Linked DNA regions of Homo sapiens: all the other regions are linked to region 6. The links are chromatin contacts, found by Hi-C or POLR2A ChIA-PET in ENCODE. All regions are on one chromosome and are shown on one strand. Each heading gives the region's core, a stretch centred on a gene start or an enhancer-like site at or near the end of the contact. The rest is flanking DNA. Distances are from core to core; before and after follow the strand shown.

Region 1 (2,700 bases), core at 83-2,582, 310 kb after region 6:
CTTCCTCAATCCTCACATGCCAGCCTGAAGGCGGCCTCCCCTTCCTCCTCCTGGCCCGTTTAGCAGGGTCACCCCAACCCCTCTATCACATGCCATGTGCTTTCCTCACTGCATTTTGTAATAATACATTCACGCCTTACTGGAACACTGACTTCTTAAGTGGATTCTAAGTCTCTTAAGGGCAGGGAGCTCGTCTGATCCATTTACCAACAGCCCCCATAGCCCCCTCGCCCTCCACAACCCCGCACAGCGAATGAAAGGAGGCTCTCGGAGCGCAGGAGACACACGACGGTTCTCTAGCGCTTGGGCACGGAGCAGGGAGCTGCTGCCTCACGCCCAGGCTTTGTTCATCCAGAGGGCACCGAGCAGCTTCTGAGACCCACCCTGTGTCACTGGCCGGGCTGCATATCCCAGTCTGATGCACAGACCCACGATTTTTTGTTTGTTTATTTTCTGAGACGGAGTCTCGCTCTGTCGCCCAGACTGGAGTGCAGTGGCACGATCTCGGCTTACTGCAAGCTCCACTTCCCGGGTTCACGCCATTCTCCTGCCTCAGCCTCCCGAGTAGATGGGACTACAGGCGCCCGCCACCACGCCCGGCTAACTTTTTGTATTTTTAGTAGAGACCGGGTTTCACCGTGTTAGCCAGGATGGTCTCGATCTCCTGACCTCGTGATCCGCCCGCCTCGGCCTCCCAAAGTGCTGGGATTACAGTCGTGAGCCACTGCGCCTGGCAGACCCACGACTTTTATAATCAGCTCCCAGGTTGGGAGAAGCCCCTTACAGATGAGGCTCCCCGCCCCCGCCGGGTGCCCGAGAGAGCAGGGCGCGGCCCGCAGGAGTCACCCGGCGGTGGCCAGGCTGCGGCGGGTCCGGACCCCTCCCGCTCCCGGCGGATGCGTCACCTCGCGCTTGAGGCGCTCGGCATCCAGCAGCGCCCGCTCGTGGAGGCGACACTCGCGCACGGTGCACACGCTGCACACACAGCGGCCCTCGGTCCGGCAGAAGAGCTCCAGCGGCCGCCCGTGGCGGGGGCAGCGCGCGGCAGGGTCGGGGCCGGGGCCGGGATCGGGGCCGGGATCCCGGGCGGGCCCGGCGCGCACCACCTCCAGCACGCCGCTGAGGGCCACGTTGCGGCGCAGCTCGGCGCCGTCGGGAAAGGGCTCCCGGCACTCGGGGCACGCCTTTCCGCAGCGGTCCCACCAGTCCCGGATGCAGGCCCCGCAGAAGTTGTGGCCGCAGGGCAGCGTCACTGGGTCCTGGTAGAGCCCCAGGCAGATGGCGCAGGTCAGCTTCTCCTCCAGCAGCTGCGCGGCCATGGCCCGGCGGCGGCGAGAGCCAGGCGGGCCCCGGGCGTCTTAAAGGGACCGCGGGCCTCGCGCGCTGAGGGCGCCTGGGCGTGGCTAACGCGGGGCGGGGCGAGATCCGGGCGGGGCGGGGCGAGATCCGCGCCCGGGAAGGCGGAGGGGGGCGGCAGGCCCTTCTCTGACACCCTCGACGAGCGACCGCCGCAGGGGCCTAGGCCACCCCTGCCCACCTCGGCCTGGCCCGCTCGAAGGTTCCGCGTTCCCGCCTTGCGCCCCTCCCTCCGTTAGGGTCCACGCCACCCCGGCTGAGAGCTGAGTTCGGCTCTCTAGGGTCCCAGCCTGGCGGGTCCATCCCACCCCCCTGGGCCTTCAGCCCAGGTCCTGGAGACCAGAGGCTCGAAAACCCCGCCAGGACTCCGGGCTTCTGACCACGGGCCGCGCGGAACCTCTTCTGGACTCATCTGCCAGTCGCCTAACAGCATAGACCCCCACCCCCAACAATCCCCCGGGGCTTGGCGATGAAACGGGCTGGCGGGCTCCCTGCAGACCCGAGCACTGCTGCACTTTTTCCTGGAGCTGGGTTTCGGACACTTGCCAGACTGGGGTGTCTCCCTTCTCTGGGCTACACGTAATTTTGGTTCTTTTAAAGTAAACAGCGAGATGGAAATGTCTGGTCACCAAGAGACAGGGACCAGTTAACTGGTATTTTTCAAATGGCCCTGAATGAATACACAAACCAGCTTTCATCTGCAATCAGCATCCCCTCTTCCTGCTGCCCTCCGCTGGGGAGAGTTCCTTGCCTGGGGTCCAAGCTGATCTGCAGCCTCAGTATTTACAGGCACTCCAGCATTTCCCCTGAAGCTGAGCAGGCAAGGCGGGTCTGGGGCCTAGCGCCCACCTACCTGACAGTGTGTATCAGGCCAGGGGGAACCCCAGGAGAGTACGGCCTTTCTAACCAAGCTGGGCTGATGTTGAGGCGGCACGAGCTCTCACTGCTGCAGCAAGCACTGCGTCCTCTGTGCGGCCATAGACGAAGTTTCTTTCTGGACAAAGTGCACGGATCTACCCTCCACCTACTAGTTAGCCAGACTTCTGCTTTTGGTAAGGGAGAAACAAAACACCTAACCATCCAGCCGCAAGACTCCATGGGTTTTCTGACCCTGAGCAGGTCTCTTGAGACACGCTGTTGCCTACCTAATGTGGCTTCTCCTCCCAAGCATGGGGTGGGGGCTGGAGCCTGTGCAGAGGGTCAGTGCTCGGGCAGGCACTCTCTCTCCAGGGGCCGGTGGGACCCCCCTGAGGCACAGAGCCAGTGCTCAATAAATGCTCCTTCCTGAGCCCAGCTGCTCTGCTCCACTTTTTCGGGGAGCTGGGTTTCAGGAACCTGCTGGAT
Region 2 (2,700 bases), core at 91-2,590, 400 kb before region 6:
ACTCATTACCGTTGTCATTAAAAAGTTACCAAACTCAGTTTAATAACCTAAATCCAATCTCCATTAAAGGAAACACACAAACAAAAAAAACAATCGAAGAATATCCCGATTCCCCCCGGAACAGCGGTAATACTCAGTCAGGACCACAGTTAACGTTCTCCTCTATTAGCAGCTTCATTTTTATTTTCGGTTAAGAGCACTTATTCTCCCCTCCCCCCCTTTGTTGTCATGGGTCAAATACACAGTTTTATCCTGATTTGTTTCTTGTAGATTTCGACCCAACCTAAAGTTGTCCAAAATCGAGTGCAGAAGCAATTCTGTAGCCCTAAAACGCTCCAGAAAGTAAAGGCGCGGGAGGCGGGGGGTGCCACCAAACTAAAAGCAGCAAGTCCCGTGTGCCCCGATGATGGGTGTCCCCAAGTCCTCCCGGGAAGTCTCCGGGTGCCTCAAAAGCCGCGTTCAAAAGTTAAGCCGCACAAAGTCTCTCTGCTCGTACCTGTGCCTCCAACTTCATGAAACCACATGGTGTTCGCGGATTAGGGGTTCGTTGGCACCCAGGGAAAAGCCGCTGCCCCTCCCCCTTCGGGCCCCTGAGGCTATTAAAGTGGGAAATACTCCACGGGAATCCCCCTACCCCCAGGCCCAGGACGGCGGCCCGCGGGCATCCAGGTTCCTGCCCGTCCGCAGCCCATTGATTCGCCCCGAACCCTCGCCCCGCCGCCGCGGCCCCAGGCAGGGGTCCCCAGATGCCCGCGGTTCCTACCCGAGAGGTGAAGCCCGAGCCCAGAGGACTCCTCGCCGCCTCGGAGACTGCAACACCCGACGCGGGGTCGACAGAAGGTGGAGACCCCGCGCGCCCTAACGCCCCTCCTCACGCGCGCCGGCCGGCTGGGCCAAGAATCCCCGTTCGGGGCTGGTGGGTCCGCGGGCGTCCGCTTTCTGCCCGCCCAACTCGCGCCCGGCGCGCACTCGGAGGCCGCCGGGGGCGGGAGAGAGCGGCGGGGCCTCCTTCGGCGCGGGAGGGAGGAAGAGAGGGAGGGAGGAAAATGGCGCGGAGCGCCCGGGCCTGAGCCGCGGCCGGCCCCGTGGGGGGCCCGGGAAAGCGCTGGGAGCCAGCGGCGGGCTCTGGCCGGACCCCGGCCCGCGCCATGACCCCCACCGCGCGGCGAGGCGAAGGGGCCGGCGGCGAGCTCACCTTGGGCTTTTCGTCGGCCATGGCGAGCGCCGGAGTCTCCTCAGCTGCCGCTTCACAAAAGAGGTACCAGGTCCGCACCAAACGAGCACACAAGCAGCACCAGGAGCGGCAGAAGAAGGAGGCGGCAGCGGTGGACGAGGGGAGAGGGTGCGCGCACGTCGTGCGCTCCCTCCCCCCACCCTGCGTGCGCGAGCACGAGTAGCCGAAGCCTCCCATTGGCTGGCGCCTCGCGGGAGCGCGCAACGCTTACATAACCACCCCCACCCCCCGTCCCACGCCACCGCGTCCTGGGCCAGGCGCCCGCCCGGCCGGCGGGAAGAGGCGCGGACACGCGCACCCGGCCCGCCGCGGGGGCGCGCCTGGCTCTGGGCGGGGCTGTATTGTCCTCCTTCGTGGTGGAGCATAATCAAAATGGCTTCCAGCTGGTCCTCGGTGGGAACGATGAGGCTCGAGGCTTTAGACGTAAGCCATAGGCCAGGGAAGGCAGACTTACTAGAGGAGGAAGGGGATTCCTAAATCAAAGCCCCAGCATGAGGTTCTGGAAAAATCTCTCTCATTCAGTGGACCAGCAGCCCTCCCATGGTTACTTCCTCTCAGTCAATCTCAACCTGCTTCCCACCGGACTCTTGCCTAAAATGCAGTGTCTTCTTCTTCTTCTTCTTCTTCTTTTTTTTGAGACGGAGTCTCGCTCAGTCGCCCAGGCTGGAGTGCAGTGGCACGATCTCGGCTCACAGCAACCTCTGCCTCCCGGGTTCAAGTGATTCTCCTGCCTCAGCCTCCCGAGTAGCTGAGACTACAGGTACCCGCCACAACGCCCGGCTAATTTTTCGTAGAGACGGGGTTTCACCGTGTTAGCCAGGATGGTCTCGATCTCCTGACCTCGTGATCCGCCCGCCTCGGCCTCCCAAAGTGCTGGGATTACAGGCGTGAGCCACCGCGCCCGGCCTACAGTGTCTTCTTCTGTCCTGCTGGTAACCCTAGACTTTGACTAGCTACGGGAAAATATTCATGTATTCATTCAACGAGATCCTTACTCATCGCCTGTCTTCCAAGAGGAAACAGTATCCATAAGCGAGAACTACCCAACAATCAAGCTTCCAGCCAATTTAATCCTTTCCTCGTTGCATCCAGTTAAAACATACACATGCGTCCCTCCTGTCTGAAGAACAATCCGATGTGTGTGCACTGGATTCCATCTCGCTTCTTCCCCCGGGGCTTTATTATTTCCTTTTGTCCCTGAATTTTCTTCCTCTCCTCCGTTAGTATAGAAAAAAAAAAAAAAGCTCCCAATTCTATGAAGTTACCATCCTATCTCTCTCCATTCTTGGCCAAACAGCTCGAAAAAATGTCCCCGCCAGCTGTCTCCAACCCCTCCCCTCCCACTCACTCCTCAACCCACTGCAATCTGGTGCTGTCCCCAAAGTTCCACTAAAACTGCTCTCCACAAGGTCACCGCAGACTTCTTTGCTGAATCCAGTATGCTTCTCAGTTTGTCACTCCTCTTG
Region 3 (2,700 bases), core at 30-2,529, 430 kb before region 6:
GCAATTAGCTGAGACAATGTGGACACCTTCCACAGAATCCAAACCCTTCCACCAAGTAAGTTAAGCAAGGACTTGGAAAAGGGTTCCTGTCCAAACACTGTACCCAGTGCCCCAAGCCCAAAAAGCAGTGGGAAGAAGGGCAAGAAAAATCCCCCGCTTCCCAGGTAGCGCTACCACGTTAGAGACAATGGATGTCTCCGGCCCCGCCCAAGAACAAGAAACCTCCTCCTGCAAGGGAACCAGGGCCAGGGATGAACTCACTGGGCAAACGTCAAAGGAGGAAGCGAAGGTAGGATGCAAAGGCCACGGTCCGAAGGTTTAAGCGCAGAAAACCCACTCGGGTTGGCTCGTTCCCCGCGCCCGCCCCCGCCCCCCGCCTTAGAAATGAGCGCAGGGATGGGGAGAAGGGGTCTTTCCTTTGTTAGGAAGGGGAGACACTTGGAAGAGGGGAGGCACTTCGAAGAGGGGAAGAACGATTGGGTCCTCAATGGGGGGTGAAGGGTCGCGATGACCAGCCCCGCTCGACCACACATGCACCTGTCAGGTAGGTCCGAATAAGGAGTGGGGGCACGGCGAGGGTAAGGAGCCCGCCGGACCTGATCGATCCGGTCTCCGGATCCAATGGCTGCGCGCGAGAGCGAGACCAACCGCATGCCACGGGGGAGAGACAGGAGCGCGTGGCCCATCAATGGGACAATAGGACCTGACCATGCATGGGGCCCTAAAGGATCCCCGGGCACCTGGGGGGCCAAGCCCACCACCCTGGGGATGCACCAGCCGGGATGCACACAGGAGAAAGCGAAGCCCTCCCCGAAGGTTCCGATTAACGAAAACCGGCCGTGCTCCGAGGGGCGACCAGCCCCGGCCTCCTCAGCCCCTGACTCCGTGGAAGGAATGAATGGAGAGCAGCAGGGACCCGGGTGGGGCCGGCGCGCAGGGCTCGCCAGGCGGCACAAAGGCGGCGCCGACGGCAGAACCCCGCCACCCGCCCCGGCGCGAGCACAGCGCACGGGGCTCGTTACCCGCAACGACCGGCGCGAGGCCCCGCCGGCAGCGGCCCTCCCAGCCCCTCAGCCCCGCGCGGCTCGGGCGCGACCCGGTCGCCTCACCGGGAGCTATTCCTGCTGTTGGGGTCGACTCCCTTGAAGGTGGTGGTTGTGGTCATGGCGCCGAGGAGCGAGGTAGGCTGGCGCCGGAGCAGAACGCTCAAAGGGTCGGACCCGAGGGGCGCTGGGAAACTCCACACCCAACAGCCGACCACCGCTGCAGGAGCCGCCGCTGCCGCCTGTCCGGCCGATCGACGCCTTTATAGGGTTTTCAACCCCCGCCCCCTAACCCGCCGGCATTGGCCGATTCAAATGAATTCTTTCATTCCTATTGGCTCTCTGGAGTGCCAAGCACCATGCGGCATTACGATGGGCTGTGGCGGCCACGGCTCAGCCTAAGCCCGCCCCCTTCCTGGACTGGGAAGGCCTTGGGACTCTCTCCCCTCCCCCACCCCAAAATCTCGGCGATGATTGGACGGAAGGCGAATCTACCTCGCGCTGGGTGGAAGTCGTGCTGGCTGTCACTGTAAAACGTTACCTGACAGAGGGGGAAGCTCTTTCTTGGGGAGTTACAACCTCGGCAAGCAGAAGGGAGATTTGTCACTGTTACTGTTCTCTCATTTGCTTTACTGATGGTGGGATAGTAAGGGCATCCTCCTTAAAGGATGAAAAGTACTGCAACAAGTTGACATTTATCTGTTGAATACCTACTGTGTGTCCCATTTAGAAACCTAATAGTCTCAAAGCAGCCGCACAATGAGTCAGCAACAGAGAGCGCACCAAGATGATCCCTTTTAAAAGGACTGGAAATTCCTTACATTTTAATGTTACTGTTTAGTTGTAATGGGTGGTGCATGTACTGGACCAAAATTACAGTCGCTCCTATTTGGGGGCCTATTCTAAGGCTGGTTAATGCCTGGCACCAGGAATGGACTCATTCCCTGCTACCAAGACTATGGAAGCAGCTCAGGCCTCTGCAGCTGTTTATAACCCTTAAGTCATGACTCTTCCACCTGTCTGGGTAAATCTATCCATGCGACAAATGCAGACACACTTGGAGGATTCAGGAATGATGGTTTACAAGATCATAATAGGAAAGCCTTGGGCAAAAGAGGGCAGGCCCTTCTCATGTCTTGCATATTTCCTCAAGGCAGATGTCTTTGCTTGTCTCAATATTTCCATAATAATTGAACCACATTCCTCTTTGCAAAGCCACCTTTCAGGTAGTTGGAAGTTTGTATTCTGGGCAGTCTAGGTTAACCACCCTCCCCCCCCGGGCTTTCATGAAAAGCCAGTGAGAAGTTCTGTTCTAGAAAGCACGGATGATGCATTTATGTGCTTACCACAACAGCACGAAGCGCACCACTTGTTTGTGTTAGAATCTTCCCTTCTTTTTTTCCTTTCTTTTTTTTTTTTGTTTTTGAAGTGGAGTTTCGCTCTTGTCACCCAGGCTAGAGTGCAATGGCGCTCAATGCAACCTCCACCTCCCAGGTTCAAGCGATTCTCCTGCCTCAGCCTCCGTAATAGCTGGAACTACAGGCGTGCGCCACCACCCCTGACTAATTTTTGTATTTTTAGTAGAGACGGCGTTTCACCATATTGGCCAGGCTGGTCTCAAACTCCTGACCTCAGGTGATCCATGCTCCTTGGCCTC
Region 4 (2,700 bases), core at 54-2,553, 380 kb before region 6:
TGTGGCTCCTTCCCCTCTCTTTTCCCCTTCCTCTCTCTAGAGTGGTTAACTCTCAAACTGTATTTAACTCTGGAAAAGTTTTCAATTACACAGGCGATAACTCCAACTTGAGGTATAACGGAAACTTATTAAGAGAAAAAGAGCAAAATAATTTTTTTTTGAGACTCAGCAAAATAATTTTTTTTTTTTTGAGACGGAGTCTCCGTCTGTCGCCCAGGATGGAGTGCAGTGGCGCGATCTTGGCTCACTGCAACCTCCGCCTCCCGGGTTGGAACAATTCTCCTGCCTCAGCCTTACGAGTAGCTGGGATTACAGGTGTCCGCCACCACTCCCGGCTAATTTTTGTATTTTCAGTAGAGACGGGGTTTCGCCATGTTGTCCAGGCTGGTCTTGAACTCCTGACCTCAGGTGATCCAACCACCTCGGCGTCCCGGAGTGCTGGGATTACAGGCGCGCGCTACCAAGCACAGCTAATTTTTTTTTTTTTTTTTGAGACGGAGTCTCGCTCTGTCTCCCAGGCTGGAGTGCAGTGGTGCGATCTTGGCTCAATGCAACCTCCACCTCCCGGGTTGGAACAATTCTCTTGCCTCAGCCTTCCGAGTAGCTGGAATTACAGGTGTCCGCCACCACGCCCGTCTAATTTTTTATATTTTTAGTAGAGACGAGGTTTCATCATATTGGCCAGACTGGTCTTGAACTCCTGAACTCCAGTGATCCACCCACCTTGGGCTGCCAAAGTGTTGGGATTAGAGGCTTGAGCCACAGCGCCGGGCCTTCAGGGGTATCGATTTTGTTCCCGTGCCTCTTGTGTGTGTTCTAGTGTGGAAGTGGAGGCGATTGCTTTCCAGCACAAGCCCGTTTGACTGTCGGGGTTTGGACAAGTGGCTGCGACGACACTAAGGTGGAGACCGGGATGTAGCGAGGACTCCCAGAGTTGGGAGACGTTGTACGCTTACTGGGACCTAAATCCCGCACGAGTTCCCACCCAAGTGCCGCCGCCCCAGCCTACGCACGCGCATTCGCACCGTCTCCAGCCCCGGGGTCCTCCTGCCCCTCCCGCCGTCTCCGGGGGCCTTTTCTCCGCTCGGCACCAGGGTGTCCCCGGCGCCGCCTGATCCTGTTAGCGCGGTACTCTGAGTGCAGTCAGTCCTCGGCGCTGTTTTCCCTGATTTGCTGTCGACGCCAGGAAGGAAGGACGCGTGCAGAGGACCGCAGAGGGGTGGCCGTGGCTGAGAGGAGACAGCGCCGCAGCACTGAGGGTTTGGGCTTGCAGGCGCTGCAGGAGACGCCCAGGCGGAGTCTTGTCTCGCAGCCAGCTCTGAGCGGGAGGCCTGAGCGGGAAGCATTGGCGTCCGAGCGACTTCTAGGAGCCTGGGGTTCGGCGCTATGGAGGAGCTCGATGGCGAGCCAACAGTCACTGTAAGGGTACCCCGAACAGGCTTGCTCGTCCTTGCGGGTTGAGAACTGCGTCTGCTTAGTTACTTCAGGCTTGTCTGCTTCCCTAGTGGTCGCGAGGCGCTCGTCCCCTTCCCTCGACTCAGTTGCCACTTTTCCGGAGGTCGCAGTGTTAACGAGGTGCCCGCCCTAGGGTCGCAGTGGTCGCGGGGTTTCTGCCACCAGTCACAAACCCCGGCCTCGAAGGTCCCACTCCGTCCCTTTCCTTCCTTTGTGTTCCTGGCCTTTTTACTTCCCTTGCTTTTCCTCTTGGGCATTAGAGTGGGTTCAGCCCAAGCAGAGGAATTTATATTTTTATTCCAGCCGTATTAAGCTCTGCATCGCGGCACATTGAGCTTCTGCCTGTGTGGCCTAAGGTTTATTCAACGTATTATCTCAGGAGACTATTCCTGTTTTATCGCTGTGCATTCAATTCCATTTGAACTTTGAAGACAGTATGTCAACTGTGGATGATCTGTGATGTGTATAAAAAAAATTCACGCGCTTTATGTACGAGATACCTACCGTTTCTGCTAGTTGGATTGCTCTTGTTTTCCCTCTTGTTAACCAGAAGTGACTGAGGCAGGTCTCAACCGATAAAGGTTTAATTAGCTAAGGTTGAGGATCCAACCGGGAAAAAGCACAGGTCACAGGAGGATCTGAGACCTGTGCTTTTTCCAAAGATGGTTTTGGGAACATCACTAGTTAAAGAGGAAGGAGCTAGCAGGAGGGGCAAAAAAGGGAGGTTAGGCAGTGAGGAGGCAAATGATTACATTCTTGTGAGTCGGTGATTAGCCTCAGTAAATCTGCATTTTACCTGTGAAAAGAGGGAGCAGAGGAAAATTTTATGTATGCATTCATCTCAGGGTAGGTAGAGGGATTATGGTTATTATTACTGTTATTTTTTAGACGGAGTCTCGCTCTGTCTCCCAGGCTGGAGTGCAGTGGCGCGGTCTCGGCTCACTGTAACCTCCGCCTCCCGGGTTCACACCATTCTCCTGCCTCAGCCTCCTGAGTAGCTGGGACTACAGGTGCCCGCCACCACGCCCGGCTAATTTTTTGTACTTTTTTGTATTTTTAGTAGAGACGGGGTTTCACCGTGTTGGCCAGGATGGTCTCAATCTCCTGACCTCGTGATCCGCCCACCTCGGCCTCCCAAAGTGCTGGGATTACAGGCGTGAGCCACCGCACCCGGCCGATTTCTGGTCTTTTACTTGTGAAGATAAGCTGGTAGTTGACATTGTCAGAATCAACAGATCTTGATTT
Region 5 (2,700 bases), core at 86-2,585, 410 kb after region 6:
TGATCATGCCACTGCACTCCAACCTGGGTGACAAAATGAGACCCTGTTTCTAAAGAAAAAGAAAAGAGGCTGGGCACAGTGGCTCATGCCTGTAATCTCAGAACTTTTGGGAGGCTGAGGCTGGTGGATTACTTGAGTCCAGGAGTTCAAGACCAGCCTGGACGGCCGGGTGTGGTGGCTCACGCCTGTAATCCCAGCACTTTGGGAGGCCGAGGTGGGTGGATCACTTGAGGTCAGGAGTTCGAGACCGGCCTGACCAACATGGTGAAACCCTGTCTCTACAAAAAATACGAAATTAGCTGAGCGTGGTGGCACATGCCTGTAATCCCAGCTATTCAGGAGGCCAAGGCAGGAGAATCGCTTGAAACTGGGAGGCGGAGGTTGCAGTGAGCTGAGATCACACCATTGCACTCCAGCCTGGGTGACAAGAGCAAAACTCCATCTCAAAAAAAAATAATAATAATAACCAGCCTGGGTAACATGGTGAAACCCCGTCTCTACAAAAAATGCAAAAATTAGCAGGGTGCGTTGTTGCACACATGCCTGTAGTCCCAGCTACTGGGGAGGCTGAGGTGGGAGGATCACTTGAGCCAGGGAGGCAGAGATTGCAGTGAGCTGAGACTGTACCACTGTACTGCAGCCTGGGTGACAGAGTGAGACCCTGTCAAAAAAAAAAAAAAAAAGAGAGAGAGAAAGAAAGAAAAAGAAAGAAAAGAAAAGAAAGAGAAAAGAGAAGAGAAAGGGAGGGAGGGAAACCTTCCTGTGTGTCCCCTGTGCACCTCCCTCTTCGAGCATCCTTACAGCTCTGGGACTTGCCCAAACCTTTCTCCCCAAACCACACACCCACAGAGTCTGGAGCAGGGCCGGAGTTTCCCCGGCTCCTCGGGTGTGTCAGCATCACACATCCCTCCCTGTCTCCCTGCTGCCAACCAGTTCCACCACTGTGCACCTCTGCCCCAATTCCACCTCCCACGCCTGCTGCTGCACCTTGGACTTGTTTTCCTGAAATTGCATGCCATCCACTCTCCCTTCTACTTCTGCTGCGTCCCTCTTGCCCTATCAGGACCTGTGGACTCAGGACTCCCGGGCTTTCTCCCCCATCTCTCTTCCCCGTTGGGCCTCACTACCATTTCAGCCACTTTCCTGGCAGCTTCACTCCTGCCCCAAGACCCCAGCCTCCACCCTCCTGGTTCTGCCAACTGTTGAGTGCAGAAAGATCACAGAACTCCAAGGATTTGGAGCTCAATGATTTCAGGGGCTCACTGGCATTCCCCTGCTCTGCCTAGAAATCCTTCCTGTGTCCTGGCCACACCCCCCTCCCCGGCGCCACCACAGCTAGTCCAGAAATTCCCCTGCCTCACAAGAACCCACTTCCTCTCCTCCCCTGTCCCTCCCGGCTTATTGCTTTATGAGCCAGCTAGAATCGAGGCCACAGGCAGCCGTTCTTCCTCCTACCATCAGACACTGAAACGGCCACCGACCATCAGACACTGAAACGGCCACCGTTAGCTCCTTCCTCTAGTCTAAGAGGAAGCGGGGTCCCTCCTACCTAAGGGGTTACCACAGTTCTTCCCTGTCCACATATAAGGTGTTCAAGCCTCCTCTATATGGAAATAATAGTCTCAATGACAAGAAGTCATCTTCTACACTAGAGTCTGACCTACCTGCCCATGACCTTCCCTCCCTTTGCAGACAAACCTCCTAAAAGAACATCTGTGCTCCGTATAACCCCTTCCTCTTCCCAGGCCTCACCCCACTGCATTCTGACTGCTTTTTATAACCCAGGCCCTTCTTCTTTGCTCCAGGTTCTTAATCTTTTTTTTTTTTTCCTGAGATGGAGTCTCGCTCTGTCACCCAGGCTGGGAGTGCAGTGGCACGATCTCTGCTTACTGCAACCTCTGCTTCCTGGGTTCAAGCGATTCTGCCTCAGCCTCCCTAGTAGCTGGGATTACAGGTGCCCGCCACCACACCCAGCTAATTTTTGTCTTTTTAGTAGAGACAGGGTTTCACCATGTTGGCCAGGCTGGTCTTCAGCTCCTGACCTCAGGTGATCCGCCTGCGTCAGCCTCCCAGAGTGCTGGGATTACAGATGTGAGCCACTGCGCCTGGCCTTTTTCCTTTTTTTTTCCTTTTTTTTTTTTTTTTGAGACAGAGTCTCATTCTGTTTCCCAGGCTGGAGTGCAGTGGCGCAATCTTGGCTCACTGCGACATCCACCTCCCCGGTTCAAGTGATTCTCGTGCCTCAGCCTCCCAAGTAGTCGGGCCTGGGTAACTTTTGTATTTTTAGTAGAGACAGGGTTTTCGCTTGTTGGCCAGGCTGGTCTTGAGCTCCTGGCCTCAAGTGATCTGCTTGTCTTGCCCTCCCAAAGTGTTGGGATTACAGTGTTGGGAGCCACCGCGCCACGCCCCGATTCCTCTCTGACCTGTGTCAGCACTGGGGCTAACAGAAGCTGAGACACACAGGCAACCTCATGTTTCAAATGAGTTCATTGCCTAAGGGTAGCCTGTATAGACAGCTAGGCAGGATGACACCCTGAATTCTGCCCTCAGGCTGTGCTATAAATGACCTAGACTAGAGGAAAGGGCAGGCAGAGCCTTTATCTCAAACAGCGTCAAAAGAAAACAATGTAATAGCCTAGAACATTGAATCTATTTATTTACTTATTTTGAGACAGAGTCTCACTCTGTTGCCCAGGCTGG
Region 6 (2,500 bases), core at 1-2,500:
GCATGTGCCACCACACCTAGGTAATTTTTGTATTTTTAGTAGAGATGGGGTTTCACCATGTTGGCCAGGCAGATCTCGAACTCCTGACATCAGGTGATCCACCCACTTCGGCCTCCCAAAATGCTGGGATTACAGGCATGAGCCACCTCACTTGGCCAGGATCCACTTTGGATGTAGAAACCCATCAATAAGGAATTGGTTCAACCATGGTGCATTTATTTGCAAGGAAGAGAGGGAGGAGAGAAGGGAGGAAGGCAGGCTGGCTTTTTATGGTATTATTATGAAATCACCAGATTACATTGTTAAGTGAAAAAGGCAAAGTGGAGACCCCGGAGCTACATAAGCTACCACTTGTGCTAAAGGGGAAAAATATAATATTTGCTTTTCTCTGCATGGAAAGTTTTTGTTGTTGTTTCTTTGTTTTTGAGACAAACAAAATGCTGTCACCCAGGCTGGAGTGCAGTGGTGTGATCTCAGCTCACTGCAAGCTCTGCCTCCTGGGTTCATGCCATTCTCTCCTGCCTCCTGGGTTCATGCCATTCTCTTGCCTCAGCCTCCCGAGTAGCTGGGACTACAGGCGCCCCCCACCACGACCGGCTAATTTATCGTATTTTTTAGTAGAGACGGGGGTTTCACCATGTTAGCCAGGATGGTCTCCATCTCCTGACCTCGTGATCCGCCCTCCTTGGCCTCCCAGAGTGCTGGGATTACAGGCGTGAGCCACCGCGCCCGGCCAACCTGGAAAATTTTGCAAGGAAATACAGAAATGGGTAACCTCAGGGGAACACTGAGTACATAGGCTGAGGGTCAGGAATGGGAGACTTTTATCTTGTAATGTTTGGATGTTTGAATTATGTGAATGTATTACCTGTTTTAAAAATAGATATTTTAAAAACACACACATTGGGGCAATCAGGAATGTATGGGGTGTGGTTCTGTTCCACAACTCCAAGGAGGTAGACAGGCATGTTTTACACCAGTTCAAGATGTACATTTATGTTTTATGTACTTTTCGGTAAATTGTATTTATTCCACAATTGAAAAGAACAAAAACCCTAGCGACTCATGGAGTGCTGCCGTGTGCCAGGGTGGGCCTGGCCCCAGTCCCTTGGAACCCTCAGAAGGAAGAAGTCCAGACAGGTTCTCTGGGCCCTTCCTTGCTGGGCAAGCACTGAGGTGGGAGTGGAGCATGGACCCCCTCAGTCTGGCGCGGTGCGAGGCTGGCCTGGCTGGCAGCGCCTCCCGGCGGCACTGTTGCCCTGTCCGCAGCTGTAGCGTCTCCTGTTTCCTGGGCGCCTCTATTCCATTGTTGGCCGAGGGGGTCAGGACCCGCCGCCTTCTGCATTATTGATGGTCCTGTAAGGCGGGCACCTCGGGGAGTAGAGCCTGTAGCCCCTGCGAGAGCAGAGCCGGGTGGTGCACTGCACAGAAGGTCACCGCGGGAGGCCAAATCCCCGGGGAGGGGAAAGGACCTGGGCGTCGGGAAGCCCGTCTCCTTTGGGCCAGCCATGGGCAGGAACCAGCGCAAAGCGCCCCAGCGCCTGGAGAGGCCCGGGAGGCCGGCCTCAGGGGAGCAGGAGTCGGGGTCGGCCAGCGCGGATGGCGCGCCCAGCCGGGAACGCCGTTCCGACCGCGGGCAGGCGGACAGGGCGAAACCGGCGGCCGAGCCTGCCACCGCCGGGGGCCAGGGAACCCCTGGTGGCCGCAGGAAGCCCACTGCAGAGGGGAACGGCGGCTGCAGACGCCCAGGGGCTGGGCTGTCCCCGAAAGCCCAGGAGAGGCAAAGCAACGCGCAGCGTCAGGGACGCGGGCCCAGGGGCGGCCGCGGGGGGCGCCTGGAGGAGGGAAGCCTCTCCGGAGGAGAAGAGCTGGGCGGCCGCCGTAGGAGGAAGCGGAAAGATAAGGGGCCCTCGGCTCGGCGGGGCCGCCGGACGCCCAGGAGCCTCAATGGGGACACGTCGGGTGGGGACGGAGGCAGCTCCTGTCCGGACAGCGAAACCCGCGAGGCCCAGGAGAGCGGCAGCCAGCGCGGCACAGCCCGGGAGCTGCGGCCCACGCCGGAGCCTACGGACATGGGCTCGGAAGGGACAAAAACCGGGCCGGAGTCAGCGCTGGAGCCAAGCAGCGACGGCCTGGACAGCGACTGGCCCCACGCAGATACCCGGGGCCGGGAAGGGTCGTCGGGGACGGGGCCCCTGGGAGCCAGCGAGCATTCCGGCGGGGACTCCGACTCGAGTCCGCTGGGGACCGGACCTGGACGGGGCTCTCGGGCAGCTATGGCCTCCAGGACCTTCGAGGACAGCTCGCGGGCTCCTCGGGACACTGGGCCGGCCAAGGACGCGAGCGACAACCGGGCGCAGCGGGGCGCCGAGCCAGAAACAATGCAGGCCTCGACGGCCCGGGCTCCGCGCCACCAGGTCGGAAAGGCGGTGGGGCAGGTGCCAGCGGCGGCAGGCGAGGGCGAAGCGGGAGCCGCAGCAGGAGCGGGGCCGGAGGACCC
Region 7 (2,700 bases), core at 1-2,500, 260 kb after region 6:
CTCACCTCCTGCAGGTATCGCAGCAGCTCAGAGGCCTCCGTCACATGGTTGGGCTCAGGATGACCCAGGCGGTGCAAGACAGTGTAGAGTGCGTCCTCGTAGAGCAGGGCCCGCTAAGACACACGGGGTCACCTTGGGGACCCCACCAGCCACCCCTGGCACCAACACCTCTCGCCATGGGCAGGACAAGGGCGGCTTGTGCAGCGGAGGGAGTTGAGACCCAGGAGTCCCCTCCCCACCGCAAGTTGCTTGCTGCCATCAGCGTCGGCCGGCAGGAGGACACACAGCCGCCCTCCCCACCTCTCTGCACCCCAGCACTCTGACTCTTACCTGCTCGGGGGAGAAGTGGTGGGATGGAGGCTGGATCTGCAGAGCAAGGTGGAAAGGCAGTGTCCCGGGAGGCCCAGAGCAGGCTCAGATGGACAGGAATGGCTCCTCTGAGGCCTGATCCAGGCCAAGGGTATGGGGGCCCCAGCACCCCGGCCTCCAGCCCCAGTGATGCCCCGCACCTGTTCCCCCAGCAGGCCTCCTGGAGGTCCGTCCCTGGGCCCGCCGTGGCTGAGGTCCATGGGTGCCCAGCAGCGCGAGCCCTCCGCACCCGCACCCCACCTCCCTCCCTTCCCCAGAGGAAACAGCTCTGCTTATCAGTGGCGGCTGCTCCTCACCCAGCAGCGGAAGTGAGGCTCGGCAGCGGAGGTGAGGGGGGTGCCACGTCGGCCTGGGGGTCTGCTGCTCCCCGAACAGCTCACCCCACAGCAGGGACACCCCCACCTAATGGAGTCGGCTCTTCTGAAGCTGGAGGAGTAGGGGATGGGGTCAGGCCAACCGGGAGGGAGGGGTTCTGAGAGCCTCAGACCACAGGGCCTGAGGCCCACAGTGGCCCAGAGTCCATCTGGCAGCCCCTGCTCTGCTGGCCCAGGGGGCTCTCCCCAGGGTGGAGTAGGCAGGGGAGGGTCGCTGGTCCCCAGTCCCAGCCTTCGAGAGGTGGGGCCAGACAGCAGGGCACCCGTACCCGAGACCACAGTGCTCCCCAAGGCCAGCTCTCTCCCCAGTGAGGTCACTCCTACCTCCGGGGCCATTTGGGGCGGGGGATCCTGTAGATCTCTGACTCTGCGGCGCCTTATCTTGATGGCCTGGCGCAAGAAGGGAGGGCGCTGCTGCGGATGGGAGAGGAGTGTCGCCATGGTGGCCTTCTCTGCCCTTCCCTGTCCGCTGGTGCTGGGTGAAGACAGCGAAGCCACAGGATTATGCAAAGAGCCTGGGGCTGCCACCCTCTGTCAGGGGAAGTTTTAGGGAGGGTGGCTGGGAGGGACGGAAGGGTGAGGGTTTCACCGCTTCGGAGAGGCAGTCTCCCAGGCCCCCTGCACCTTCCCCAGCTGGGATCCCTACAGGACCCTCCTCTGGCTGGAGCAGAAGGTGGACCCCGTGGGCAGGCCTGGCCCCGCCCCACCCTCCTACAGAGGCCCTGGGAAGGGGACAACGCTCTCAGCAGGGGGCGGGGGGGCCCAGAACAGGCGGGCAGCATCCTGCCCCATCCATGTGCTGTGCCCAGGCTGGGCTGAACCCTGAGAGAAGCTGACCTGGGCCCGGGGGGGTTCTCACCCCACTTCCTCGAGTGCGTCCAGACGTGGGGCGGGGCGGGGTGGGGTGGGGTGTGGTGGCGCCCAGGGTGGGGGCTCCCAAGAGGCGTCTCCCTGGAGGACAGCCAGTTGCTCAGCCTGCCTGGCCCCACAGGTGACATTCCTTGGAGATGACGGGGCCAAGCTGTGCTGGGCAGGGACAGCCCTGTGCCCCTGCCCCCACCTTGGCAGTCAGGACAGTGCTCCCTTCAGACACCCTTGAAGGGGGCTTAGCCAAGTCCCAGAGAGCTCTGGGCCAGGCTGGCCAGGAGGAGGAGGCAGAGGGGCTGCTGCCCGATCTCTCCTGAGGACAGACTTGGCTCCCGGGGGACAGGAAAATGCGCCTCAGCATGGGGCTTTCCTAGAGCTCTGTGGCCTGCCCACCCTGTGCCCAGTGCTGGGCTGGGGGACTTGCGGGCGTGTGGGCCTGGTCACGGCCTTTGGCCATTTCCCACCCTCCTGTCCCTTCAAGTTCACAGCAGGGCACGTGACGTGGGTGGTGGCAAGCCGGCTTGGCTACCTCAGTGTCCCTGTCACAGGTCCTGACGTGCTCCAGGGCTGACTCGGCCTCCTCCCTCCAGCAACCAGGACTTAGGCCAGGGCTGCCATTCCTCGAGGAGCCAGCAGGGGACAAGGTGGCAGCCCCAACTCCTCCCTTCAAGGCCAACTCTGGGCCACATCCACCTCTGTCCCAGCCAGGCCCTGGGGACTCAGTGGGGGAGGGACACAGCTGCTGAGCGACAACCGTTAAGAACCAGCTCCAGAGGCCAGAGCTGTCTTGGGGACCAGACAGGCTGGCTGGGCCGTGAGAATGGGGATCCTCCCATGGGAGGGAACCGTCCCAGAAGTCTCCAGGGCCCTCAGCGGCCAGACGGCTCTCCTTCCGGAAGAGACCCCCGGGTCACCACACGCAGAGCCAGAAAGGGTCCAGTTATTTCATTTTTACTATTTCACATTTTCAGCAAACAAATCGAGGTGCAAACAGGGTTTATTTCACATTAATATATTAACTGGATTTTTTGTCAAATAAATAGGGAATTCTCTTTAAATAACCATCTCCTCACTTCATGGCCAGTCCAGG

Evidence for each region. Hi-C counts contacts between places; a loop is a spot of excess contacts on that map. ChIA-PET counts read pairs that join two places held with the same protein, here RNA polymerase II (POLR2A). Pooled maps may share reads with other maps.
Region 1: a loop to region 6 is called in a pooled map, with 5 times the contacts of the local background. The contact joins the promoter of TRIM65 here to the promoter of MYO15B in region 6. A Hi-C loop is called at or near these places in 7 of 50 pooled maps. POLR2A ChIA-PET finds 5 or more read pairs at or near these places in 2 of 52 experiments (GM12878 and HepG2).
Region 2: a loop to region 6 is called in a pooled map, with 5 times the contacts of the local background. The contact joins the promoter of SUMO2 here to the promoter of MYO15B in region 6. A Hi-C loop is called at or near these places in 9 of 50 pooled maps. POLR2A ChIA-PET finds 5 or more read pairs at or near these places in 2 of 52 experiments (activated naive CD4-positive, alpha-beta T cell and naive thymus-derived CD8-positive, alpha-beta T cell).
Region 3: a loop to region 6 is called in a pooled map, with 26 times the contacts of the local background. The contact joins the promoter of JPT1 here to the promoter of MYO15B in region 6. A Hi-C loop is called at or near these places in 9 of 50 pooled maps. POLR2A ChIA-PET finds 5 or more read pairs at or near these places in 6 of 52 experiments (A673, CD8-positive, alpha-beta memory T cell, GM10248 and 3 more).
Region 4: a loop to region 6 is called in a pooled map, with 9 times the contacts of the local background. The contact joins the promoter of NUP85 here to the promoter of MYO15B in region 6. A Hi-C loop is called at or near these places in 6 of 50 pooled maps.
Region 5: a pooled map shows a loop between it and region 6 (2.3-fold over the local background). The contact joins the enhancer-like site here to the promoter of MYO15B in region 6. A Hi-C loop is called at or near these places in 2 of 50 pooled maps. POLR2A ChIA-PET finds 5 or more read pairs at or near these places in 3 of 52 experiments (OCI-LY7, WTC11 and activated naive CD4-positive, alpha-beta T cell).
Region 7: a pooled map shows a loop between it and region 6 (5-fold over the local background). The contact joins the promoter of UNC13D here to the promoter of MYO15B in region 6. A Hi-C loop is called at or near these places in 10 of 50 pooled maps. POLR2A ChIA-PET finds 5 or more read pairs at or near these places in 2 of 52 experiments (CD4-positive, alpha-beta T cell and activated naive CD4-positive, alpha-beta T cell).

The regions. Positions count from the first base shown.
Region 1 is chr17:75,895,619-75,898,318 of GRCh38, forward strand. TRIM65 (tripartite motif containing 65) reads right to left here and starts at 1,333. Exons shown (of 6, transcript NM_173547.4): 1 at 906-1,333. The coding sequence starts at 1,319. RefSeq lists silencers at 603-1,172, 1,203-1,682 and enhancers at 1,050-1,759, 1,760-2,467.
Region 2 is chr17:75,181,619-75,184,318 of GRCh38, forward strand. SUMO2 (small ubiquitin like modifier 2) reads right to left here and starts at 1,341. Exons shown (of 4, transcript NM_006937.4): 1 at 1,196-1,341. The coding sequence starts at 1,216. RefSeq lists an enhancer at 649-1,299 and silencers at 881-1,280, 1,411-1,640.
Region 3 is chr17:75,153,233-75,155,932 of GRCh38, forward strand. It overlaps JPT1 (Jupiter microtubule associated homolog 1), which reads right to left and starts at 1,280. Exons shown (of 5, transcript NM_016185.4): 1 at 1,110-1,280. The coding sequence starts at 1,165. RefSeq lists a silencer at 876-1,115 and an enhancer at 1,768-2,363.
Region 4 is chr17:75,204,376-75,207,075 of GRCh38, forward strand. NUP85 (nucleoporin 85) reads left to right here and starts at 1,304. Exons shown (of 19, transcript NM_024844.5): 1 at 1,304-1,419. The coding sequence starts at 1,387. RefSeq lists enhancers at 109-1,043, 1,044-1,977, 1,136-1,315.
Region 5 is chr17:75,996,041-75,998,740 of GRCh38, forward strand. All of the region lies in intron 3 of TEN1 (TEN1 subunit of CST complex), which reads left to right. The region is part of intron 3 of TEN1-CDK3 (TEN1-CDK3 readthrough (NMD candidate)); the gene reads left to right. It overlaps LOC124904061 (a long non-coding RNA gene), which reads right to left. Exons shown (of 2, transcript XR_007065911.1): 2 at 2,632-2,700. Among named protein-coding and RNA genes, the nearest start is that of CDK3, 3.5 kb to the right of the region's middle. RefSeq lists enhancers at 1,257-1,336, 1,507-1,556. Within about 2 kb of position 1,336, at least 21 of the 41 ENCODE cell types and tissues checked have a DNase peak (open chromatin) inside an H3K27ac peak, as active enhancers do.
Region 6 is chr17:75,586,550-75,589,049 of GRCh38, forward strand. It overlaps MYO15B (myosin XVB), which reads left to right and starts at 1,251. Exons shown (of 64, transcript NM_001395058.1): 1 at 1,251-2,500. The coding sequence starts at 1,509. RefSeq lists enhancers at 1,067-1,900, 1,403-1,472, 1,901-2,500 and a silencer at 2,353-2,482.
Region 7 is chr17:75,843,154-75,845,853 of GRCh38, forward strand. It overlaps UNC13D (unc-13 homolog D), which reads right to left and starts at 1,251. Exons shown (of 32, transcript NM_199242.3): 1 at 1,068-1,251; 2 at 331-366; 3 at 6-113. The coding sequence starts at 1,184. WBP2 (WW domain binding protein 2) reads right to left here. Exons shown (of 8, transcript NM_012478.4): 8 at 2,546-2,700. RefSeq lists silencers at 521-580, 1,431-1,490, 1,501-1,660 and enhancers at 768-1,472, 1,891-1,970, 2,101-2,190.